Regions from separate parts of the Homo sapiens genome. Here region 2 is linked to region 1. The links are chromatin contacts, found by Hi-C in ENCODE. All regions are on one chromosome and are shown on one strand. Each heading gives the region's core, a stretch centred on a gene start or an enhancer-like site at or near the end of the contact. The rest is flanking DNA. Distances are from core to core; before and after follow the strand shown.

Region 1 (5,560 bases), core at 2,277-4,776:
TATGGAGGTGGCTGGCCCTCTTCTCTGCTCAGTCTATGCACTCTTCCTGGGATTTTGACTCCAAACAAAGGGCTCTGATGATCACCCACAAGCAAATGACTCCCAGAGTGACTCCCTCAACACAGAACCTGCTCCCGGGCTCCAGAACTGGCCATGCAGCCAGCGCCTGGTGAGGCCGGGTGTGGTGGCGCACGCCTGTAATCTCAGCACTTTGGGAGGCCAAAGGATCGCTTGATGCCAGGAGTTAGAAACCAGCCTGGGCAGCATAGCCAAACCCCATCTCTACAAAAAATTAAAAAATAAGCCAGGCGTGGTTGCACATGCCTGTAGTCCCAGTTACTTGGGAGGCTGCGGTGGGAGGACTACATGGGCCCGGGAGGTTGAGGCTGCAGTGTGCAGCAAGCCGTGATCGCGCCACCACTCCAGCCTGAGTGACAAAGCAAGACTGTCTCCAAAAAAAAAAAAAAAGAAAGAAGGAAAAAAGAAATCACCCACTGGCCCTGTGGACACTGCAACTCAAAAAAAAAAAAAAATTCCCATCCAAGTCTGCTTCTCCTGCAGATTCTCTCTACGCAAATGGAACCGTCTATGCAGACATCCAAACCAGAAACCTAGAAGTTATTTTAAACCTCTTTCCTCGGCTGGACATAGTGGCTCACCCCTGCAATCCCAGCACTTTGGGAGGCTGAGGTGGGCTCATCACTTCAGGTCAGGAGTTCGAGACCAGCCTGACCAACGTGGTGAAACCATGTCTCTACTAAAAATACAAAAATTAGCAGGGTGTGGTGGCACATGCCTGTAATCCCAGCTACGCGGGAGGCTGAGGCACAAGAATCGCTTGAACCCGGGAGGTGGAGGTTGCAGCGAGCTGAGATCGCGCCATTGCATTCCAGCCTGGGCAACAGAGAGAGACCCTGTCTCAAAAACAAAAAACAAAAAACCTCTTTCCTCATTGCCTTATCAGCTGTTTGCCAGATTCTGATAATTTTGCATAATATATCTCTTTATTCATTAACCACCTGTTAAGCATAATAATAACAGCAGCAGCCCCAGTAGCTATCACTTGTTGGACACTTACTATGAGCCAGGCACGTGCTCAGCTCTTTGCAACACTTGAACCATTTAACCCTTACAACAGCTGTATGGGACAGTATCATCATCCCCAATTTACCAACATTCAGAGATTAAGAAATGTGTCCAAAGTTCACATAGCTAACAAGTGGCCAGGTCAGGAGTCAAAGAACTACCCAGCATCAAAAAGCATGACCTTGCCAGGCGCAGTGGCTCATGCCTGTTATCTCAGCACTTTGGGAGGCCAAGGTGGGTGGATTGTTTGAGCGCGGGAGTTCGAGGCCAGCCTGGGCAACATGGCAAAACCATGTTTCTACAAAAAAAATACAAAAATTAGCCAGGTGTAGTGGGACACACCTGTAGTCCCAGCTATTCAGGAGGCTGAGGCGCAAGGATTGCTTGAGCCCAGGAGCTCAAGGCTGCAGTGAGCTGTGTTTGTGCCACTGCACTCCAGCCTGGGTGACAGAGCAAGACCCTGTTTCAAAAAAAAAAAAAAAAAAAAAAAAACCCAAAACCAACCAAACAAAAAAAAATATGATTATGATCACTGTACTACTCTGTCTCCCCTCCAAATGCCAGGCAGTGCTCTAGGTTTTAGGGATGCCAAAGCTTACAGTCCAGTGGCAAACACAAATGATTAATGAAACAAACACAGTAAGTACAGCATGGAGTAGGCTAGGATACGGAAGTATAAAGTGCTGCAGAGCCCAGGACAGAAACACCCAACCTGGCCTTGGAGTAGTCAGGGAAGACTTCCCAGAAGAAGGTAAGTCTAGGTTAAGGCCTAACTGGTGAATGACCTGGCTAGGGGAGACAGCGGGGTATTTCAGACCTTGAGGCCAACATGAAAAAACTGATGGCTGGGAGACTGCGATGCCTTTGAAAAACTGAGAGGGCCAAGCGCAGTGGCTCATGCCTGTAATTCTAGCATTTTGGGGGGCCGAGGCGGGTGGATCACGAGGTCAGGAGATCAAGACCATCCTGGCTAACATGGTGAAACCCTGTCTCTACTAAAAATACAAAAGATAAGCTGGGTGTGGTGGCGGGCGCCTGTAGTCCCAGCTACTCCAGAAGCTGAGGCCAGAGAATGGTGTGAACCCGGGAGGCAGAGCTTGCAGTGAACCGAGATTGCGCCACTGCACTCCAGCCTGGGGGACAGAGCAAGACTCCGTCTCAAAAAGAAAAAAAAAGAAAGAAAGAAAAACTAAAAGGGCCAAGCGCAGTGGCTCATACTTGTAATCCTAGCATTTTGGAAGGCCGAGGCAGGAGGATCACATGAGCTCAGGAGTTCAAGACCAGCCTGGGCAACATAGTGAGACACCCATCTCAACAAAAAATATAAAAACTAGCCCAGCATGGTGGCCTGCACCCACCTGTAGTTCCACCTACTCAGGTGGCTGAGGTGGAAGAATCACTTGAGCATGGGAGGTTGAGGCTGCAGTGAGTTATATAGAACCACTGCATTCCAGCCTGGGTGACAGAGCAAGACTCTGTCTAAAAAAAAAAAGTCTTTGCTGGCTCTCCAGTGTTTCCCTACAGAGTTCAAACTCCTGGGCAGTGTGTATAATGCCTTTCAAAATGTAACCTTTCCCCAGCCTTCGATCCTTTCTTATTACTCTGTAAGATCCAAACTGTGAACTTGGCTTCCTAAGCGACTTGCTTTTTCTTGCTTCACTGCCTTTGCACGTGAGGTTCCCACTGAGAGAAACCCTAACTAGACTTTCAAGACTCAATTCAAGCTTTTTCATTTTTCCTTCAAGCTTTCACAGTCCCCTGCCTCCCAGAACCTGGGCTAGATGCCACGTCTCCCTGTTCCCAGGCGCTGTGCTTCCCTCTGCCATAGCACAAATCACAAATCACAGTAAAATACAGTGTTAGGTCTGCGTTTCTGCCCCCCTTCCAGAAAAAGCCAATGCTTGGATAAGAGGGGTCTTTCTCCTCTTCATCCCCAGCGCCCGGCTTGGAGCAGGCACCAATAAAACGTGAATGAAGGGTCAACGCCAGGACCCGAGGGCTGAGGAAGGGATTTACGAGGAATAGCTGGGGCCGGGCGCGGCAGCTCACGCCTGTAATCCCAGCACTTTGGAAGGCCCACGCAGGAGGATCGCTTTGAGGCCAAGAGTTGGAGACCAACCTGGGCAACATAGCGAGAGCCCGTCACCACATAACAAATTAAAAATTAACCAGGCGTGGGGCCTCATGCTTGCAGTTCCAGCCACTCCGGAGGCTGAGGTGGGAGGATGGTTTGATCCCAGGAAATCGAGGCTGCAGTGAGCTATGACTATGCCACTGCACTCCAGCCTAGGCGAAAGAGCGAGACCAAAAAAGAGGAATGACTAGGTAAGAAAATTCTAGGACTGACTTGGGAAGGGGAAGGGGGCGAACCGCGGGGGCTCACATACCCGAAGTTTTCTTCTCCACCATTGGCACAACACAACTGTCGGAAGAAACTGCTGCGCACGCGTACTAACCCCAAGGCTTTAGTAGGGGCGCCATCACTTCCGGTAGCTTGTACTTCTGCGCGTGCGCCACAGCTTTGACTCATTACGTGGCGTTTCCTTGGAGACAAGAAAGCTTTTCGCCATGTTTTATAGGGGCAAAACCACTTCCGGCCTCAGTGTGGAGGTGTAAATCTTGTGGGAGCCACGAAATGGGTCATTTTAAAGATGTGGTCACGGTGTTCTTACAAGAAATCTTATTTTCCTTTGGTCCTTGTGAAGATGCTGTGATCACAAAGGCAGCCCCTGGAGCTTCTCCGGGCAGAAGAGGAGGTGGGCTGGACTGTCAAAGAAAGTGGCTGGCTTCCGTGGGCAATCCGAGGTTCCTAGTGGCCCTCTGCAGAAAGCTGAACTCCCAGTTCCCCCAGGCCTCCGTCCCGCGGCGGACTCCTAGGCTTCCTCCCTCCCTGTCGCCGCCAGCCTCTCGCTCTCCCCGTCTTCCGCCCGCACTCTCTGGGCAGGGCTGCGGCCAGGACCCGCCCCCGCGTCCCGCCCGACCCTCCGCCAGGGGTCACTTCCCCTGTCCAGGTTTCAGCTTCCACATGTGTCAAGCGGCTGGCTCAGCCCAGAGTCCCTGTCTCCCGCCCGCCGGCCCGAGCCGCCGCCCCTCCCCCGCCTCCCGTGCGCCCGGGACAATCCTCGCCTTGTCTGTGGCGCCGGCATCTGGAGCTTTCTGTAGCCTCCGGATACGCCTTTTTTTCAGGGCGTAGCCCCAGCCAAGCTGCTCCCCGCGGCGGCCGCACAGCAGCCCGAGCGCCCCCTTTCCAGAGCTCCCCTCCGGAGCTGGGATCCAGGCGCGTAGCGGAGATCCCAGGATCCTGGGTGCTGTCTGGGCCCGCTCCCCACCATGACCTCCTCGGGGCCTGGACCCCGGTTCCTGCTGCTGCTGCCGCTGCTGCTGCCCCCTGCGGCCTCAGCCTCCGACCGGCCCCGGGGCCGAGACCCGGTCAACCCAGGTGAGATCCCGGGGAGGCCCGGCACGGCCGAGGGGGCAGAGGCTGGCGTGCCTGCCAGCCTGGCCCGGAGAGGGTCGGAGGCTCGAGGAGGTGTCTGGCCCGTCCCCCGCCCAGCGTGCTCTTGAGGCTGAGTCGCGCCAAGCCCCTCGCCCATCACTACCCTGAACTGGGGTTTCCAGCCTCCCTATGCAAAGGGACTCGGAATTCCTGGGCACCACTCCCACCCTGCCCTCCTTGGGGTCAGAGTGTTCCTGGGTGAGAAGAGTTTAAGAATGGGAAGGAAGAAAGGGAGGGAAGTCGAGTGAGAGGGAGGACAGCAAAGCACGTGAGGCCCGGAGCTGGGCGGTGGATCTCAAGTGCCATTTCCCTCTGGTAACAGAGAAGCTGCTGGTGATCACTGTGGCCACAGCTGAAACCGAGGGGTACCTGCGTTTCCTGCGCTCTGCGGAGTTCTTCAACTACACTGTGCGGGTGAGGAGAGGGAAAGGCCCCTGGGAGGGGGTCCCAGCAGGAGGGGTGGGCTGAAGTCTGGATGCCCAGGTCCCCACGGTAAGCCTGGTCAGGAGTTCCCCCCACAACTCCCCACCCCTTGCCTGGCACGGGGCAATCTTCTCCACAGACCCTGGGCCTGGGAGAGGAGTGGCGAGGGGGTGATGTGGCTCGAACAGTTGGTGGAGGACAGAAGGTCCGGTGGTTAAAGAAGGAAATGGAGAAATACGCTGACCGGGAGGATATGATCATCATGTTTGTGGATAGGTAACGGGGCTGGGGATAGGGAGCGGGGTAAGGATGCTGAGGTTCCCAGTGGACCCCTGCCCATCCTCCCCTTCCTCACCCAGCTACGACGTGATTCTGGCCGGCAGCCCCACAGAGCTGCTGAAGAAGTTCGTCCAGAGTGGCAGCCGCCTGCTCTTCTCTGCAGAGAGCTTCTGCTGGCCCGAGTGGGGGCTGGCGGAGCAGTACCCTGAGGTGGGCACGGGGAAGCGCTTCCTCAATTCTGGTGGTGAGTGGCAGAGTGCCCAAGGCAGAGGGGCC
Region 2 (5,560 bases), core at 1,131-3,630, 1.8 Mb after region 1:
TTCGGGCACTTACAGTATTTCCCCAAGTTCATAAGCAAACACAACATGTCAGTGTTAGTAGACCACTCTCTTTTTATATTTGCATTTATGCCTGTCCCCTGGGGGCATCTAAGCCTGTGACCCTTGGACCCAGCCCACCCAGACAGGAACTCCCCTACTCACCTTCTCTCATCTTTTGATCTAATTCATCCAGTGTTGGCTCAATCAACTCCCAGCCATCTGGGGGTGCTTTCCGGCTTCTTTTGACTTTAGGCATTTTCCTTCCACAGGATAATCTGCAAAGATCTGGGGGAAAAAAATGAATTGGTTTCTGAGTCTCAAATCCCCAAAGGCCTTTGCCAGCCATTATTTCGGTACAGGCTGACTTCCTTGAGTCAGCATAGGGTCACAGCTATGGGACAGGGCTCAGCACCCAGACTGTGTTCAAATCCTGGCTCTGCTACTTACCCGCTGTGATCTTCAGAAAGGTACTTAACCTTCCTAAGCCTCTGTTTCCTCATCTGTAAAATGGGGATAATGGAAGCTACCTTATGTGGTCATTGCAAAGACTTCATTAGAATTGTATCTATCATGCCTGGTGTATAATGTGTGCCTAAGAGACATTTGCTGTTGTCATTAGCTAACTTCAACTAAAAGCTTAACCCTATACTGGATGTTGGGAACACAGAACAAAAGTTAAGCCTTTGCCCCTTAGAAGGTGACATTTTAGCAAAGAGACAGACAAGAGAAAAAGCAATTACAATAGAGTATAAGGAGGGCTGTGACTCGGGGAGCCATGGGGGTGAGTATTTAAAAAGGCAAAGATGGAAGGTCAGGCACGGTGGCTCATGCCTGTAATTCTGGTCTTGGCCAGCACCTTGGGAGGCTGAGATGGGAGGATCACTTGAGCCCAGGAATTTGAGACCAGTCTGAGCAATGAGGTGAAACCCTATCTCTACCAAAAAAAAAAAAAAATCAAAAAAATTAACTGAGCATGGTGGTGGGTGCCTGTGGTCTGAGCTACACGGAAGGCTGAGGCAAGAGGATCACTTGAGCCCAGGAGGTTGAAAGTCTTCAGTTAGCCATGTTCACACTACTGCACTCCAGCCTAAGTGACGGAGTGAGACCATGTCTCAATAACAAACAAAACAAAACAAAACATAAAATAAAAAGGGAAAGATGACTGTAAAATCAAAGTACCTTAGGATGTGCTTTCCAAGAGTATAGACAGCAGAAAGATCTCTCGTCTCTGCAGTTGCAGGCTTGGATTCTTGTTCAGCTCTAAAAAATTATTCTGTGACTTTCAGGTCACCTTCCCTCTCTGGTCCTGTTTCTTCTGTAAAATGAGGGCAGTGGATTGGCTGATTGCCAAGGTCTCTTTCACACCAAACAACATATTACATAAAGTCAGGTAGTTCCCATACAAGAGGCCGATCCCAATCTAAATAGCAAAGCGTTTTTCAAACCACACAGCATTTCCTTGCTGCCAGAGAGAACCCAGGTTAAGTATTTACCTTTCAGCATAACAGATTCATCTCTCTCAAATTCATTCAGTCACTCCCTTCTGTACTGACACTTTACAAAGACCCACCCCCCCCCCGCCCACAGAGCCTCCTCTCATGAACTCTCTAAAACAACCATATAGAGGAGGAATCAAACTCTATAAGGTAGAATCAGGGTCACACAGCTGAGAATTTGCAAAACCTGACTCTGGAGGGCTCCTGACTCCCAAATCAGTGGTCTTCGCACTAGTCTCCCCTACGCTGAAGCTAAAAATAGGTGAATTCTGGTCTCGGCCCCAAGGCGCATAGTCTGTGACAAGAGAATGATCGCTTTTCTACGACCCAGGGAAATTCGAGGGCCCTGATCCAGCCTGGAAGTCAGAAGAGGCCTCTCGGAGGTGAAAATGGTAGGCGGTAACCAGATCGAGGAGAAAGAGGACGTAGGAGGTAATCAGATCGAGAAGAAAGATGTGCCGGGAGGTGTAAGAGAGATTGGGGCGCTAGGGGAAGGAGGCGAGGAGGAGCGAAGGAAGATAGTGCAGGATTGTAGGGAAAACTCATAAAAAGGACAGCATCTGAACCCAGCTTAGAAAAACAATCAGAACACAGAAGACGTTCCTACCAGAGGAAACGGCGCGAGAATCCTAGAGGAAAACCCCCAAATCTACCGTCCCCTCAGAAGAACGAACGTGGCGCCGCCTCCTCTCGGGAGCTCTCTCCGGCCTCAAGGTCCAAAGCCCGAACACATCCCAGTGGCTGGCTGAGAGTCCAGCCACTCATATCTCCCTCCAGGACGGTGCAGACCACCGGTCTCCCGCCTCAGCCGTTGCCAAGGTAATCGAGAACAGAGGGAAAACACATACCGGAAGCTCCTGGAGCTTGGGTAGCTGCTTCTCGACAGAAGGCTTCCGCTCTTCAGGCGATCTCTAAGGCATGAGGTCCTTGCGGAGCCCCGCCCTACCCGCGCGGAGATTGCGTCATCTTAGGTGTCCTCAGCAATGCCTGTATAGAATTCCAGAGCCGCTGTTGCCATTTGCCCTCACTTCCGGTGGGTGGCAGGCAGGGCCACGCGTCTTCCCGAACGGAGAGACTAGGGGCGTTGTTGCCTGGCAGCAGACGGGCAAGCCTGGACTTAGGCGGCGCGCAGGACGGTCCGACTTCGTGCGGAGGCCTCCCTGAGGTCCGGGTCCTTGCGGCCACTGCGGCCACTGAAGCGGCGGCGGCGGCTGGCCCAGGAGGAAGAAGTCGAGCCCAAGCTATTTCCGGTTCCGGTGTCAGTTCGAGGCGCCGCCGCCGCCGCCGCAGCCGCCGGAGCCGCAATGCCTAAAGGAGGTGAGGGGCGGGCGCCGGTGGCCCGCAGGCCTGGAGGGGCGGCCCAGGTCCGGCTTCCGCTGTCCCCTCAGCCCGTGCGCGTCTCTGAGAGCAGCGCAGAGGGAGGCTGTCCGCACCGGCTGAGAGCCAGGCCTGGGCCTCGACGCCCAATTGTCCCGATGGGGAAACTGAGGACTGTGGTGTCCCAGAGTCACTCCGTCAGTGGTCTGAGGAGTTTCGGAAGCTCTGGGTCCTCGCCGGCCTAGAAAGCCGGATCTAGGATGCGCTTCTCCGGGTCTAGGGGTTCTGGAATTTATCCCACTCTTTGGCTGGCTAGGAACTGAGTCACCGCGTCCCGCGCTTGTGCCGGGCCCGCCTGCCTCTCGCGTAAAACGTGGGCTTTTTCTGGCTTCGGTTCAGCCAGGCCTGCCTAGGAGGACTTAAGGAGATGCCCATGAGCCTTCCAGACCTGGTTTCGACTCCCCCGTTCGGTAGCGGCTCGGTGTGTTCCTTTGAGCCAGTCGCTCCACCTCCTGTGTCTCCGTTTTCTCATTTGCCAATGGGAATAACGATTGTACCTACCTCTTAGTACTGTTGGGAGGCTTCAACTAGGTAATCCACGTGGAGTGCGCAGTACAGTGCCAGGCAGTCGTTAAAAGTGCCCAGTGAAGCAGTAACTATTCTTATTTTTAAGGCTTTGCCAGCTCTTGATCTTGTAAGTAGGTTCATGACTGCCCAGTCCATTGTAGCCCGTCCTCTATCTTCTAGCCCGTTCTCTATCCTGTTTCCCCCTTTAGAATCGATAGTCCCCAGTTTGAATCCCAGCTATGTCACGTCTAATTCTGTGGCCCTGAACAAGTTAACCTCTTCCTCATCTGAAACACTGGGCTAATCCTTAGCTTGTTGAATTGGGGCCGGGGTGGTAAAATTATAGCGCTCATAAAGTGCCTGGCCACCTCCTGGCACAGAACAAATATATTTGTGTTGGTAGCTCATGTGTTATATTGGTTAATGCACTCAACCCACAGAAACATCTGCCTGTAGCGTTTTCAAACCTAAATCGCTTCCTGACTCCAGAGATAATTGGGCATTACAGAGCTAAATGTGTTTAAACCTAGCTCTCTACTGATTTATTCTGTGGCTGGAAAAGTCTCTCTGCTATTGTTCCCCAGTCCCTTCATCTGTAAAAGGAGGTTGCTGAATGAGCCATCCTCCCTCCGAAGTTTTACTTAATGGATACTTTGGGTAAAGGTTGGAGGTTACAACGATAAAACCTTAAATATGAATTCATAGCTAAATGGTCTTTGGGCTTGTGAAAAGCTTTTTGGGGTAGACAAGGTTTACATTTTCTTGGGTTAATCTGAAAACCACAAAAAACCGTGAAGGTGTTAAAAGTATCAAACTCCCTAAGAGCAAAGGACCAACGCTTGTTTCCATTATGTTAAGTGCAAATCGTTTTTTAAAGTCTTGAAGAGTCTACTATAAAATTACTGTGGACCAAGCTAAGGTCAGGGTCCCATAGCCAAGTGCATGAGAGGAGAGCCTATAGTAATCAATTTTGAGTTGTTACTGTTGCCTGGTGTATTAAGAGAGCAAGAAAGGGTGTTGGTTTTTTTCTTGGCACACTTGCTCTCTCACAATAGGACTTTAATAAGCATAGACTTAGACACCCCTGGGAACCTAGGTAGTCATTAAAAATGGGTGGTGTGATCTTTAGCAGCCCAATTATGGCTTTGCAGCTGCTGTAAGGAATCAGAGGAGGCCAGTATCTCTGCTACCGCCTCTGGAGTGCAGAGCAACTCTGGCTGATTACAGAGTCTCTGCTCACAGAGACAGACTATGGAAATCAGGTGGGCCTCAGCTTCCTGTGTGGAAGTTGAGGCCACAGCCACCCTTGCATACTTGGGGACCAGCAGAGGGGGATGCCACCTTGCTTTAAAACTGGCTGATGGCTTAAGCAAGGGTCAGCCTGGTGTTCTGGCTGAAGAGGGTCAGACTATAAAACTGACACTTTAACTGCTAGTCACATTTTTAACTTTTAGACTGTGTAGTCAGGTTTGTTTTCATCTGTACTTTGCCAGTCATTTCTTAGTCTAAGCACAAAGTTTTTGCCTGTAGGTTTGGGTTTCTTTTTTTTCCCTTAAGTATTCTCTTTTTGCCATACTACTAAGGTGAACACAAGGTATTTTATTGTGTTTCCAACATCTGCAGTAAATTGCTTATGTGCTCAGTGGTGCTTTTGTTGTTGTTTTTCCACCAAATACTAGATTAGAGGGAAAAGTAACGAACAGCGATTTTTTTATTTTTTTGAGACGGAGTCTCGCTCTGTGGCCCAGGCTGGAGTGCAGTGGCTCAATCTCGGCTACTGCAACCTCTGCCTCCTGGGTTCAAGCGATTCTCCTTTCTCAGCCTCCCAAGTAGCTGGGATTACAAACATGTGACACCATGCCCAGCTAATTTTTGTATTTTTAGTAGTGAGGGGGTTTCACCATGTTGACCAGGCTGGTCTTGAACTGGCCTCAAGTGATCTGCCCGCCTTGGCCTCCCAAAGTGCTGGGATTACAGGCATCAGCCACTGTGCCTGGATATTAGCGAACATTTTTGTAGTGCTTATTCAGTAGCAGGCACTGTTCCAGCAGCTTTCTGTATATTGATTAATTCATCTATCTTTGTGACAACCCTGTAAGGTAGGGACACAGATGAGGAAACTGAGACTGAGAGGTTAAATACCTGCCCAAAGTCATCAAGCCAGTAAGCGTAGAACCTGG

What was found. Hi-C counts contacts between places; a loop is a spot of excess contacts on that map. Pooled maps may share reads with other maps.
Region 2: a pooled map shows a loop between it and region 1 (17-fold over the local background). The contact joins the promoter of BUD31 here to the promoter of ZNHIT1 in region 1. A Hi-C loop is called at or near these places in 6 of 50 pooled maps.

What each region holds. Positions count from the first base shown.
Region 1 is chr7:101,216,131-101,221,690 of GRCh38, reverse strand. It overlaps ZNHIT1 (zinc finger HIT-type containing 1), which reads right to left and starts at 3,526. Exons shown (of 5, transcript NM_006349.3): 1 at 3,474-3,526. The coding sequence starts at 3,495. It overlaps PLOD3 (procollagen-lysine,2-oxoglutarate 5-dioxygenase 3), which reads left to right and starts at 4,110. Exons shown (of 19, transcript NM_001084.5): 1 at 4,110-4,525; 2 at 4,905-4,996; 3 at 5,145-5,281; 4 at 5,365-5,528. The coding sequence starts at 4,417. RefSeq lists enhancers at 3,179-3,720, 3,814-3,933, 4,482-5,004 and silencers at 4,034-4,313, 4,454-4,503, 4,564-4,683.
Region 2 is chr7:99,405,789-99,411,348 of GRCh38, reverse strand. BUD31 (BUD31 spliceosome associated protein) reads right to left here and starts at 2,380. Exons shown (of 6, transcript NM_003910.4): 1 at 2,104-2,380; 2 at 1,180-1,315; 3 at 163-285. The coding sequence starts at 256. It overlaps PDAP1 (PDGFA associated protein 1), which reads left to right and starts at 2,752. Exons shown (of 6, transcript NM_014891.7): 1 at 2,752-2,813. The coding sequence starts at 2,801. It overlaps MIR12119 (microRNA 12119), which reads right to left and starts at 2,177; the gene lies at 2,085-2,177. RefSeq lists an enhancer at 2,324-2,713 and a silencer at 2,924-2,983.